Linked DNA regions of Homo sapiens: regions 1 and 2 are each linked to region 3. A link is a contact called in ENCODE Hi-C or POLR2A ChIA-PET data. All regions are on one chromosome and are shown on one strand. The core of a region is the stretch at or near the end of the contact, and the rest is flanking DNA. Distances in the headings are between cores, read along the strand shown.

Region 1 (3,827 bases), core at 1,152-3,651, 6.7 Mb after region 3:
ATCCAAAGCCATGTCTCTCCAACTCATCTCCTTAACAAGCCTTGCTTGCACATGAAGGCCTTTTATCCTGTTATTTCAACATGCCAAGCAGAGTCCCACCACAGGGCCTTTGCACTAACAGCCCACTCTCTCTCCTGCCTGTGACACTGTAGGGTTAGCTCTTTCCATTATTTGACTCAGCTGAAATGTCACTTTCCTGACCACCTCTCCAGACACTATCACATCACACAATTTCCTCCATAGCACTTACTGCTATCTGAAATTGTCTTATTTACTCCTTAACAGCCTTCTCTCCCTGACTTGAATGGAAGCTCCCGAAGGATACAGACTATGTCCATTTTGTTTGCTATCCACGATGGGACATAATAGGCCCTCAGTAAATATCTGTTGAATAAACAGACAAAAGAATTTTGGGAAGTCCATTTTAGGGCACCTCAAAGCCTGTCCTATGTTATCTAAACCATGCCAAGTGCTCTTGTATTCCACTAGACAGCAGCTGACATTTTATCTGATCACCATAGCCATTTATGAAGCACTCACTTTTTAACTGTCAGGGTCTGGAGAAGTTAGAACCGGGCAGCTGTTAACCCAGATTGTAGGTAGCCAACCGAGTGACTGCAAGCAGGGCTGAGCTGCAACAGCACCTTATTGCTGGCTACCACCAGCACACTGGGCCCCTTCGTTTATTACGACCCGGTAGGAGTGTTATTCTGGTGAGAAGTTTTACCCAGCAGTCTGGCCTGACTCAGAATCTCTCTTCTGGGAGTGCCTGGGGCAGCGTCATGGTAAATGAATTGACTCAGCACTGTTCCAGCTGAAACCAAAATCGAGTAAAAGGATTCATGGTCTCCGCTATTCTGCAAGAAGACCCCACTGTTTTAAACTCAAAAGGCAGCAGCTTGTGGTGGGTCACTTCAGTCAGATCCCCCACATTCAATTTCTTTTATTCCCACCCCAACCATCAGGCAAGTATGGCTCCTTGAGACCGCAGAGTAGCAACATTTATAAAGAATTCCCCTCACCCTATTTCCCATGGATCACCAATTCCTTCCCAACACTGCCGCTGCTGTGGCCTTAAATATGCCAATGATTGCTGTACTCAGGCTGGTGTCCCTGCAGCCCCACAGTGGGGAACACTGTGGCCCTGTTTGCTTCCTCCATCAGAGAGGTAACCCATTTTCACCCCATCTGAGAGAACCTCCTTGGCCAACTTCACTGCCAGGCACCTGAGGGTGCAGCCTCACCCAAGAGTTCCCATTTCATCTATTCACCTCCCTACTCCCATCAGCCAGTGGGGAACTTCTGAGCTGAACCCACATATCTGTCCCAATTATTAAAGGAGTCGATGAGAGTGAGCGTCTCCACAGAAGAGACACTTCTAGGATATGCTTCCCTCACTCAATTCAAAAAGAGGAGACTTTTCTCCTTTACAGGAAACATCTCCGGAACCCGACCTTTTCCACTCCCTCATTTCAGGGGCTTCCCTCAGTTGAATCCCCACTCCCAAAGAGACATCCTCGGGGCTCCCAATTCATCTGTTCTCCCTCATCCAATATCAGAGGCTTCCACCAACTGCCCCACTCGGACCTTGTCCCCTGAAACCTAACTTGAAGCAATCCATCTGTATCCTCGAACAGGAGACTGGTAATGATGGGGTCATTTCACTATCACCGCTATTAGGTCCCTCTGGCATCTGAATCCTTTTCCCTCCTCTCACTTATCATGCGGAGACCCCCTTCATTCTCCCCAAAAGCAGCTGCTCCAAGGCTCCTCCTTTCTAGTCAACATAGCTATTTCCTCAGCTAACCCCATCTCTAAAACTAACGCCGGAGCCGTTCCCTCAACCGATAGGGGATCCTCTCAAGTCACCCCCTCAGGATCCCGTTTCTTCCATCCAGCCTGAAGGGCTTCTCTGATGTCCCCTCCAGACATCCCAAGGCCCCTCTCAGCCGCACCCCTGGCACCCAGTATGGGACTTCCATCCGCTGTGGGGCGCCTCCTCTAGGGGACCTCTAGATCGCCCCTTAAGAGTCGCCAGCCCCGGTATCCTCAGGAGTGCCTCGGAGCTCGCTCCTCGCCCACTCCGGCTCCCCCAGACAGCACAGAGGGCCCTCACGCCTCCCGGGGGAGCCTCAGGGCCTCGCCGCGCCGCCCACAGGCCCCTCAGCCCCCCGCCCGTGCTTCCGGCCACCGCCTGCTCCTCCTCCCCCGGTCAGGCCGCGCCGGTGGCTGCCGCGGAGCCCAGCAGACAGAGGCGGCGCGGGGACCCTGGCTCCGCTGCAGGAGGCTTTGAGGGTCCCCGGCCCCCGGCCCAAGCCCATGCCCCCTCGGCCGGCCGGGCCCGGCGCCCCCGCTCACCCGAGCCCGTGGTGGCTGCCATCTTGCGTCGCTCTTGCTTGAAGGCCGGCCCCTTCTTCACCCCCCCCTTACCCGTCCCCCGGCCCTGATGCGCAGGCGCGCGCGCACGCACATACGCCGCCGCTGACGCCCGCCCCGGAGACCTGCACGACCCGTGGCCTGGAAGGCTCTTTTCCTTCCCTTTTAGAGAAAGGAAATATCTGCGTGCTCGAGGGCCCAGCAACCTGCAAGTCCCCACACATCGGGTGCGAGGGAGGTTGTGATGTGCTTAGTGAGAAGGGCAGGGGTGACTAGGCTTGGGAAGGCGCGATTGTGAAAGAAAAAGAAAATATAGCTTCAAACAAAAGCGCCGAATTCGCTTGGGGCTTTTTCCTGTCTAGTTCCTATCTAGATCCTCACCACATCTCCGCAAGGTCAGAATTAATGTGAAAAATGCAGCCGAGAGAGATCAAGCGATTTATCTAAACTCAGCTGTTAAGTGGCAGAGACAGGCAGAATTTTAACCTCCAGGTTCAAATTTTTTGAATCATCACCCTCCAGGTCAGATGATCTGGCTCCTAGGATTGATGCTCCCCGGCCAGAGAAGGCTTGGAGTGGGTGCAGCTAAATGATTTAGGGGCATTAAGGTGGCAGGGAAAGCATTTGCTAACCATCTACCCAATTCATTCATTCATTCATTCATTCATTCGTTCATTCATTCATTCAACCAAACAAACAAACATTAAGCACCTACTATGTACCAGACACTGTGCTAGGCGCTGGGGATGGATAGACATCTCTGAAGAAGCAAATCCCTGCTTTCAGGGACTTACATTCTAGTCGTAGACAGCAAGTAAATAAACAGGAAACTATAATTCTGATAGGGTAGAGATAAACCAAGACAAGAGCAGCAGAGGATGGTCAGGAAGGGCCTCCTAAGGTGGTCATATTTCAGCAGAGACCGTAACAATGAGGAGGTAGAGGGAACAGCTTGTGCAAAGGCCCTTGGGAAATATTTTTGCAAATAAATAAACCCAAGAAGGTACTCCTCCTTTATTATAAATTGTCTGAGAAGCCCTTATATGGATGTAGACACTGAGGCTGAGAGAGGTGAAGGGACTGGCTTAAGGTCACAGAGCAAAATACTGGCAGAAGGACCAGGACTCTAAACATAGAGGGACAAGGAAGCTGGAAGCCCTCACCCAGCACATCCAATTCATCACCTTTGTCTGATAGCAGTGCCTACTCTGCATCTCTCCACTCCGTTCACTTCTCCACTCAGGGCAAGCTGCCTTTATCTCCCACTTGGAAGACCCCAGCAGCTTCCATTCTCTCCCCTATGGCCCATTCTCCATATAGACCAACATCTGCTCAAAACACCCTCCAGCTAAAGCCTTCAGTGGCTCCCCATTCCCTCTGGATAAAATACAAACTTTACAAGTTGAGCGACCATAGAATTATCACCTAATGAGGACACACATCAGATTAAA
Region 2 (4,052 bases), core at 814-3,313, 7.5 Mb after region 3:
GGGCTCTTTAAAAGAAGTAAAATCACTGCTCTTGACTCACTTAATCCTTCGCCATGTTGCTGTCAGCTCACCAACTAAGAGTGCGAGTGTGTCTTGCTGGGCCCATTTTCCCATGGTCTGTAGAAGGCGCTGTGAAGCACATCCTGTTCTAGCTCGGGGGCCCTTCCCCCCTCTGCAGCCTTACCCAGTGCAGAGAATGCGCCCCCTACTGACTCCAACACTCATCGCCTTTAGCCGACTTGGCTGCGGTGCATTTTGGGTGGGGGCTGGTATTTTCTCCATGGCCATAAACCAGAAGCAACAATGCAGATTTCTAAAGAAACTGTATCAAGCTATCCAAGAGATTTTTTTTTTTTTCATTCTGAAGGTTCAAGATACAGGCACAAGAAGCATCAGGGATGGGAACTGGGTGTGTGGGGATGGACATCATTAACATGACAAACACAGAAACAGTTTGGTTCTTTTTCCCTCCTAAGCCTTTGTCTGTGAAATGGGGTTATGGCAAGAAGTGTCCAGAGTAACTGGTAAATTCAAGAAGATTAAGAAGACTTCGTGTGTGGGGGGTGTGTGTGTGTGGCTAAAAAGGATATCAGACCTAGAGTCTTGGTCTTGGGCAGAAGAGGAAGAGAAGCAATCGCGCCTTTTCCAGCAGACAGGGATCAAGGTTGGGGGGGAGGGGAAGGCAGGCAGGCCTCCCAGAGGAAAGAAGAGGTGAATACGAGTGTGTTCACAAAACTACTCCCCATTCATTACATTAAAAAAAAATCTTTTTGCAGCTCTCTGGATTTCCATTTTCTACCACCTTACTGCAAAGTTGGGGCTCAGAATGTTCGAAAGAGGTGCTGACCAGGCAGCTGAGATTGGGGAAAAGGGATGGTGGTGAACTGTGGTCAGGATAAGAGGAAAGCTGGCAGGTTGGGGAAGAAGGATTGCACAGGGGAGGCAAAGACTCACTCCATGCCATGCATGCTCCCCGCCCCCCCCAACCCCGTCCCCCCTCCCCCAGGTAAGGGTGGGCAGACCTGGCAGAAGGCTGGTTCAAGGCATGGGGGTGTGCGTGGGGGGGCTCCTTTTGGGGGTGGGGGGCGGACGGGATTAGTTCCAGGATGGGAGAAGCTCGGTTCTGGCTGGGGGAGATGCCCTTAGCTGCAAAAGCTCCGGGCGGCCAGGCAGAGTGCTGGCCTCGGTGGGCTCACAGGGCGGAGAAGGGGGTCGGGCTGCAGGAGGAGGCGCCTGGACCTCCGGAGCAGAGTCGGGTAGCGGTCCGTGCCGGGACGGGGGACCCGTCGGCGCCGGGGTGTGCAAAGGAGCGTGTGTGCGGCTGGAGGGCGGCGATGCGAACAACAATGCGCCCGCGCCCGGGGCCAGGCTGCACTGGCGGCCGCGCGGGCCGGGGTCGGGAAGCCAGGCAGGGCAGGGCCGCGGGTCCGCGCGCGGCGGCGCCGGGCTTACCTTGACTCGGCCTCGAGGCGCGCGCGGGGCCGGCGTGCTCGGGGGCCGGACAGCGGCGGCGGCGGCGGGCGGATGGCGGCGGCACGGCGGTGGCGGCAGCGGGGAGGGCGCGCCCGGGGCCTCGTCGCGCTCCGGCTCGGCGGACTCCGGCTCGCGCCGCGGCCGCGGGTGCTGCCGGGGGGCGCGGCGGGCGCAGCAGAGCGGCGGGCGGCGGCGGCGTCGTCGAGCGGTGCAGACAAAGGAGGGGCGGAGGGAGGAGACGGAGGGTGTGGGAGAGGCGGCTTCACCGGCGCGGGCGGCGGCGGCCGCGCTCCTCTCGCTCCTCAGCAGCGGGGACCGAGAGAGGGAGCTGTGTCTGAGAAGACGCCAAAATCCCCCTTAGCGCTGCCTGCGGGAGGGGGAGGGGGCACAAGATGGCGGCGGCCGGGGGGGGGGGGGCGGGAGTTCAGCTCATGGATCCCGGCGGGCGGCGGAGGGGAGACCGGGCCGGCGGAGGCGGCGGCGGCAACGGGCGGGGGAGGGGGCTGATCCCGCGTCTCCCCTCAGCAGACAATACAAGCGCCTCGGACCGAGTCCCCGAACCTGCCCTAGCCAAAATGGCGGCCGAGAAAGAGCGGAAGTGACGTAAGTGCCTCATTAGCATAAGAGGACTCATTGTCCAGCTAAATAGGGGGGGGCAGTGGGGACAGCACCCCTAACCCCCTTTTCCCCAGGGGGGGTTCCTCTTACTCCCACCCCTGCTTGCACCTAACTTTTCCTGAGGGAGGGTGCTCTCAGCACCCCCACCCCCGCTTGAGGGAAATTATATAATCCCCACTGAGGGGGGAGCTCTCGCGAGAACCAGGCGGATTTGCCATTGACCCACTAGGAGGCGCCGCGGATAATGGCCGCAGTGCGCTCCCGGGGCCCGTGTGCTCGGCGGGCGCCTTCCTCTGGCCGCAGCGCCGGCGGCGGAGGCAGAAGCAGCGGGCCGCAGCACGCCCAGCACTCAGTCAGGTGGCCGTGCTGGGGATCCCTGCGCGGGCCCAGCTGGGCCTGGACTACATCTGGCGGGAGGGGTGTGCGGGGCGGCCTGGGGCGGCTCCACGTGCTCAGATGCCCGCGCTTCCACGGCTGAGAAGCGGCGGGAAGGCGCCGGGACACCTGGCCGGTCGCCCCTGACGCCTCCTGCCTTAAATGAGGTGTGAGGGCCTCGTGCTTCACACAGCGACTTGAGATGAGACACAACCCCATGGATGCCTTAGCCCTTCCTGGTGGGGTATTCGGTGCAGAGGGGCCGAGATTTTATTAAGGTCCGCCGTTACCCTGTGACTTGACATTCTTCCCAGTCACAGTGATGGACTCTTCTCTGACCTGAATAAAAAAAAAAATGGGAATCCTAGTGCCTTGAGGCCACCCAACTGGTGAAACTTAAGGATGAGAAGTGATGTTGCCAATAGGGGCATTGGCTCTCTGCAAGATCCTTAAACAACACACTTTGTAGTCCTAGGGACATAGCTTTTGGTGCTCCCACAATCTGGGTAGCATAAGACAGCACATGGTTGCTTTGTAAATTTAGGTCAATCCCAACCAATACATTATCTCCTCAACATTTTTGAACCAACCTTTTAAAGTAGGTTGTTCAAAGTAACATTATGATTTAAAGTATCATTGGTTGGTTAAATGTATTGACAAGTAATAGATGTCAATAGTGAGGAATTAACCAAGCCTGTTTCCTTAATATGTGATCTTTAGGTAAATACACCTGTCTTTTGCTGTTTCTTTACATTTCAAGTTAACATAGTTTCAAGCCATACTTAACATCCGAAAATAATCTGAGTTCGCTGCAAGTAGTATAAATTGTGGTTACACATAGCTGTTCAACATCTAAGACTTCAGTTAGCCCTGTTTAACAAACTTTTATACAACACATTTCTGCAATTGTGATAAAATGTATCTTTAAAAGCCAAGTCAGTATTTCAAGGGAAAACAGCTGAAAAAAGTCGTGGAAAAAGGGGTTGGGGCAAAGCATTTGATTCAGAAAACTAAAGAATCTAATTACACACTGCAGAAGACAGATAAAAACTAATATGAAATAAGCAAAGTAAGTTTAAGTTTAGTTTTTCTTAGATATACTTAGATTCCATATAGTGATAATACAAATACAAGGGAAAACATCTGGATTTCATCTTTGGCCTCATTTACAAAGCAAAATGGGATGCTGGATTCAGATGTAAATATTTAATTTTACAGTGTTTAAGCACCAGATTTACTACAAAAATGCATCTAAATATTCCAGATTCTTTTCTAAATGACTTCCAAATGCTATGAGTCTTCACTGCTCAAATACTCTATGGTAAATTCCAAGAGTGACAGTGTTGTGATAATGATTGTGTGAATAACTAAAAAGATTTAAAAGGCAAACATTATCTACTCTAGTGAGTATCTGAGAAGGCAGTACTATCTATATTAGGTTCTCTAAGGTTGTTACTTAATTTCTGCTCCACATACTTGACACTGAGAACTCAACTTTGAGTTTAGGTTAAGAAAAAATAAATTCTAACCACTCCAAAAAAACTGAGAATATTACATTTCTATTATCTTAGCTTAAAACTAATTTC
Region 3 (3,897 bases), core at 743-3,242:
TTGGCTTATGGTTCCTTCCTCCATCTTCAAAGCCATTAACTTCGGTTGTGACTTTCTTACAGCCAATCACTCTGACCCCAATCCCAGCCTCCTTTGTCACATCTGCTTCTCTGACTGTGGCTCTCCTGTCCCCCTCTTGTAATCACCCTTATGATCACATGGGGCCCACCTGGACAATCCCGGGGCATCTCTGCATCTCAAGATGCTCAACTTAATCAGATCTGCAAAGTCCCTTTTGACATACAAGGTAACATCTTCACAGGTTTCAGGGATTAGGATTAGGATTAGGACATAGACATCTTTAGGGGGAACCCTTATTCTGCCTACCGAGGTGAAGAGGTGAAGCCGGCTGGGCTTCTGGGTTGGGTGGGGACTTGGAGAACTTTCCCGTCTAGCTAAAGGATTGAAAACACACCAATCAGTGCTCTCTGTCTAGCTAAAGGTTTGTAAACACACCAATCAGCACTCTGTAAAAACGGACCAATCAACATTCTGTAAAATGGACCAATCAGCAGGATGTAGGCAGGGCCAAATAAGGGACTAAAAACTGGCGGTCCAGCCAGCAGTGGCAACCCGCTCGGGTCCCCTTCCACGCTGCGGAAGCTTTGTTCTTTCCTTCAGGCAGGTTGGAGTCTTGCTTTGTCACCCAGGCTGGAGTGCAGTGGCATGATCATAGCTCACTGCAGCCTCGAACACCTGGGCTCAAGAGATCCTCTTGCCTCAGCTTCCCAAGGTGTGGGGATTACAGACTCGTATTTTTTATTTATCTAACTTTAAGCACGGCCTCTACCTCCCCCAGTCGTGACAAACAACGTTTCCCTCTAGACTTCCAAATAGCTCCAGGAGGACAAAACCCCCCTTTTTCAACCCGAAGCTTAAGGATATTGAGGTTGCACCACTCAAAACAGAGCAGGAATACATAAATATCTAAAGAGCTGGTGTTATCTCAGTGATATCCCTTTTTTTTTTTTTTTTTTTTTTTAGCTTCGGCGGTGACACCTACTCTCCTGGTCTTCTCCCTACCTCGCTAGTCACTCCTCCCAGTCTCCTTTCCTGCGCTTAAATTTCAGAGTACCCCAGGCGTTGGCCTGGGTCTTCCGCTCTCCACTTAAACTTACTCCTTTGAGGTTTTCAATCTGGTTCTACAGCTTTAAATAGCATCTCCATTGATAAACTCACAAAATAAGGCACTTTCAAGTCAGTGGAGGAAATGATAGTATTGGGACAAAGGACTTTCCATACACGGGAGAAAAAAAATCGTTCGTCGCTGTGGGAGGGCTGCCGGGTCTCGTCCACGCTCCCTTTTGAGCACCTACAGTGAGCGTAGGATTGCCACGGATAGCCCAATCCACAAGTGAGTCAAGCTGCCAGGGCTCCAAGAAAGACCCATGGAGGGAGAGGGGAACGTCCGGGGAGGCGAAGGCTGCGAGTGAGACCCGGAGAGGCTGATGTCGGCGGGTCTGCGCGCTCGCAACGCGACCTCCGCCCGGTCAGCAAGACCTCGGCGCGCGATCCTCAGATTCTGCGAAACAAGACAAGCGACTGGGTCCGAGACCGCGGTCCCCATCAAAACGAGCATCAACCAATCGCTGGGAGAAATCCGCAGCCTCGTTTTAAGCCACCAAGCAGAGACCGCGGCGACCTATTATGATAACCTCGAGAACCAATGAAAAACGGGGATTCGCTCAGCCCGCCTCCCGAGCTTCAACCCCGAAGAGATCGCGCACAGTTTTATAAAAGGTACAAATTAGAAAGCAGTTCTGCGGCTGGATTAGAGACATTGTGTTTTCAAAGACGGTGGGGAGGGCTAGAGAAAAATCCTAGAAGCTAGCAAGACCGCACTACACCGAAACGTCGCGGGCAACGGACTCGCCAGTCACCATCTAGCCCAGGGACGACGCGGGACGGACGTGCCGCTGCGCGCTGACATCACGCTCCAGGCCCCGCCCCACCGGCCGCCCATATAGCGAAAGCCTGGCGCGCGCGCGCGCCATTGTGTGGCTGGACTCGGCCGCCCCTGTGGTGTGAGGCGCGTGTTCGGGCTCTTGCCGTCCCCGCACCCGCACCGCGGTTACTGGCTTGCGGTCCGCCGTTCGACAACCAGCCCTTGGGTCCCCGCCCGCCACGGACATGCCGCGCGTCTACATAGGACGCCTGAGCTACAACGTCCGGGAGAAGGACATCCAGCGCTTTTTCAGTGGCTATGGCCGCCTCCTCGAAGTAGACCTCAAAAATGGGTGAGTCGGGCCTGGGCGCCCGCGCCCAGCGTCCCAGGCCTGGTGGCGGCGGGAACTCTCCAAGGAAAGAAGCGGCCAAGGCCGCGGCGCCGCGTGGCAGGGCCTCAAAGATGGCGACGGCGCGGCGTCGCGGGGGCGCGCGGTGGGGTACGGGCGCGCGCACGTGCGCGTCCTGGCTAACGACTCCCCCGCGGTTGTCCGGCCCTCGCACCGCCCCTAGGTACGGCTTCGTGGAGTTCGAGGACTCCCGCGACGCCGACGACGCCGTTTACGAGCTGAACGGCAAGGAGCTCTGCGGCGAGCGCGTGATCGTAGAGCACGCCCGGGGCCCGCGTCGCGATCGCGACGGCTACAGCTACGGAAGCCGCAGTGAGTCCCACCCCCGCGCGCTCCGCGCCCTTGGGGACCCTGGGGGCGGGGGTGGGTGGGGTGGGGCCTCCCAGCCCGGGCAGGCGCGAGGGCCGGGGGTCGTTTGACTTGGGTGTCCCCGAGCCCCGCTGCCTTCACGTCTGCCCGGGGCAGCCATGGGACGCCGGAGCGCGGGGATTGGGTTTGGGTGTTTGGTTTTGTTTATTTGCCAAGTTGGGAGGTGGGTGGCTTCTTCTGGCCCCTTGTCAGCACTGTCACGGGTTCTTCCCACAGAGGAAGTAAGGGGTGGCTGTATTTGTTGTATTCTCCTTACTTACCTATCAGTGCATTAGTTAGAGGTTCGGGGGCAGGCTCGGGTGGAGGTGGGGTAGGGGGCGCGGGGGACGGGGAAGGGGAGGAGCATAAAGTATAGGTCTTAAAGCTATGGAACTTGATGGGGGCCAAAGAATGTACTATTTTTAAGTAATGTGGTATTGTACCACAAAGTAGATCTAAATAAGCTTTATGCTGTATTTGAACTAATTGGGGCATGTTATTGGGAGGAGGTTGGGGGGATTTTTGGTTATGTTAAATGTTTGATGTTTAAATTGTTGCATGTTGAATTCAAACTTTTTAACAAGTCCTTGATGTTTCAATTTGAAAGTGACCAATGGGGCTGAGGCTGTGTCCACTGAGGCTAAGATGACTGCCTTTCCTGATTGGCCTTGGCTTTTCCATACATTGTGTGACCCTTGCCCTATGACCCTTTGGCTGACCTTACCGGAAGCCATGACGACAGCAGCCTTTTGCCATTAGACGCAGGGTGATGGTGAGGATTCCAAGGGTTAGACAAAACTGGTTAATCTGAACTAGGTGACTGTTACCTTGCGTGTTTTGTGGCCAAACCACCACCAAAAACCTCACACTGTGATGTAAGTACTTAGTGTAAAACTAGTAAACATTTTTGTAAAATGTAGAAATGCATGTAATCAGTTAAGTTTTATATTTTACAATGTTCTGTAAAATAAAACTTAGCGAGGTAAATCGAATAAAGGAGCAGTCACTCTCTAACAGATTGTAGGAGAGGTTTAGTTGGATTTAGTCTATTTGACTTGCCCTTAATTTAATTTTATGGCAAATCACAAATGTGTCGAAGGTTTAGCAATATAATAGCAAAGTCCTACTCCAGTAAATAAAAGTTGATATGTTTGTACTAACTTTCAAAGACATTATGCGTTTTTATCATTACAAGGCATCTAATTGTTCCCTTCATGTGATAAAGGTGGTGGAGGTGGATACAGCAGTCGGAGAA

Evidence for each region. A loop is a pair of places that touch in the nucleus more often than their neighbours do. ChIA-PET counts read pairs that join two places held with the same protein, here RNA polymerase II (POLR2A). Pooled maps may share reads with other maps.
Region 1: a pooled map shows a loop between it and region 3 (11-fold over the local background). The contact joins the promoter of UBE2V1 here to the promoter of SRSF6 in region 3. A Hi-C loop is called at or near these places in 3 of 50 pooled maps. POLR2A ChIA-PET finds 5 or more read pairs at or near these places in 2 of 52 experiments (HepG2 and Panc1).
Region 2: a pooled map shows a loop between it and region 3 (7-fold over the local background). The contact joins the promoter of ADNP here to the promoter of SRSF6 in region 3. A Hi-C loop is called at or near these places in 1 of 50 pooled maps. POLR2A ChIA-PET finds 5 or more read pairs at or near these places in 2 of 52 experiments (RWPE1 and activated CD8-positive, alpha-beta T cell).

What each region holds. Positions count from the first base shown.
Region 1 is chr20:50,110,749-50,114,575 of GRCh38, forward strand. UBE2V1 (ubiquitin conjugating enzyme E2 V1) reads right to left here and starts at 2,402. Exons shown (of 4, transcript NM_001032288.3): 1 at 2,359-2,402. The coding sequence starts at 2,380. The region is part of intron 5 of PEDS1-UBE2V1 (PEDS1-UBE2V1 readthrough); the gene reads right to left. RefSeq lists a silencer at 1,930-2,469 and enhancers at 2,640-2,749, 2,754-3,321.
Region 2 is chr20:50,929,374-50,933,425 of GRCh38, forward strand. ADNP (activity dependent neuroprotector homeobox) reads right to left here and starts at 2,064. Exons shown (of 6, transcript NM_001282531.3): 1 at 1,453-2,064. ADNP-AS1 (ADNP antisense RNA 1) reads left to right here and starts at 1,611. Exons shown (of 3, transcript NR_110009.1): 1 at 1,611-1,681; 2 at 2,002-2,076. RefSeq lists silencers at 1,283-1,462, 1,603-1,652, 1,803-2,022, 2,322-2,509, 2,373-2,552 and 2 more and enhancers at 893-1,683, 2,103-2,222.
Region 3 is chr20:43,455,904-43,459,800 of GRCh38, forward strand. It overlaps SRSF6 (serine and arginine rich splicing factor 6), which reads left to right and starts at 1,993. Exons shown (of 6, transcript NM_006275.6): 1 at 1,993-2,237; 2 at 2,458-2,606; 3 at 3,868-3,897. The coding sequence starts at 2,131. RefSeq lists enhancers at 1,330-1,649, 1,710-1,869, 1,791-2,738, 2,170-2,269 and silencers at 2,410-2,509, 2,520-2,779.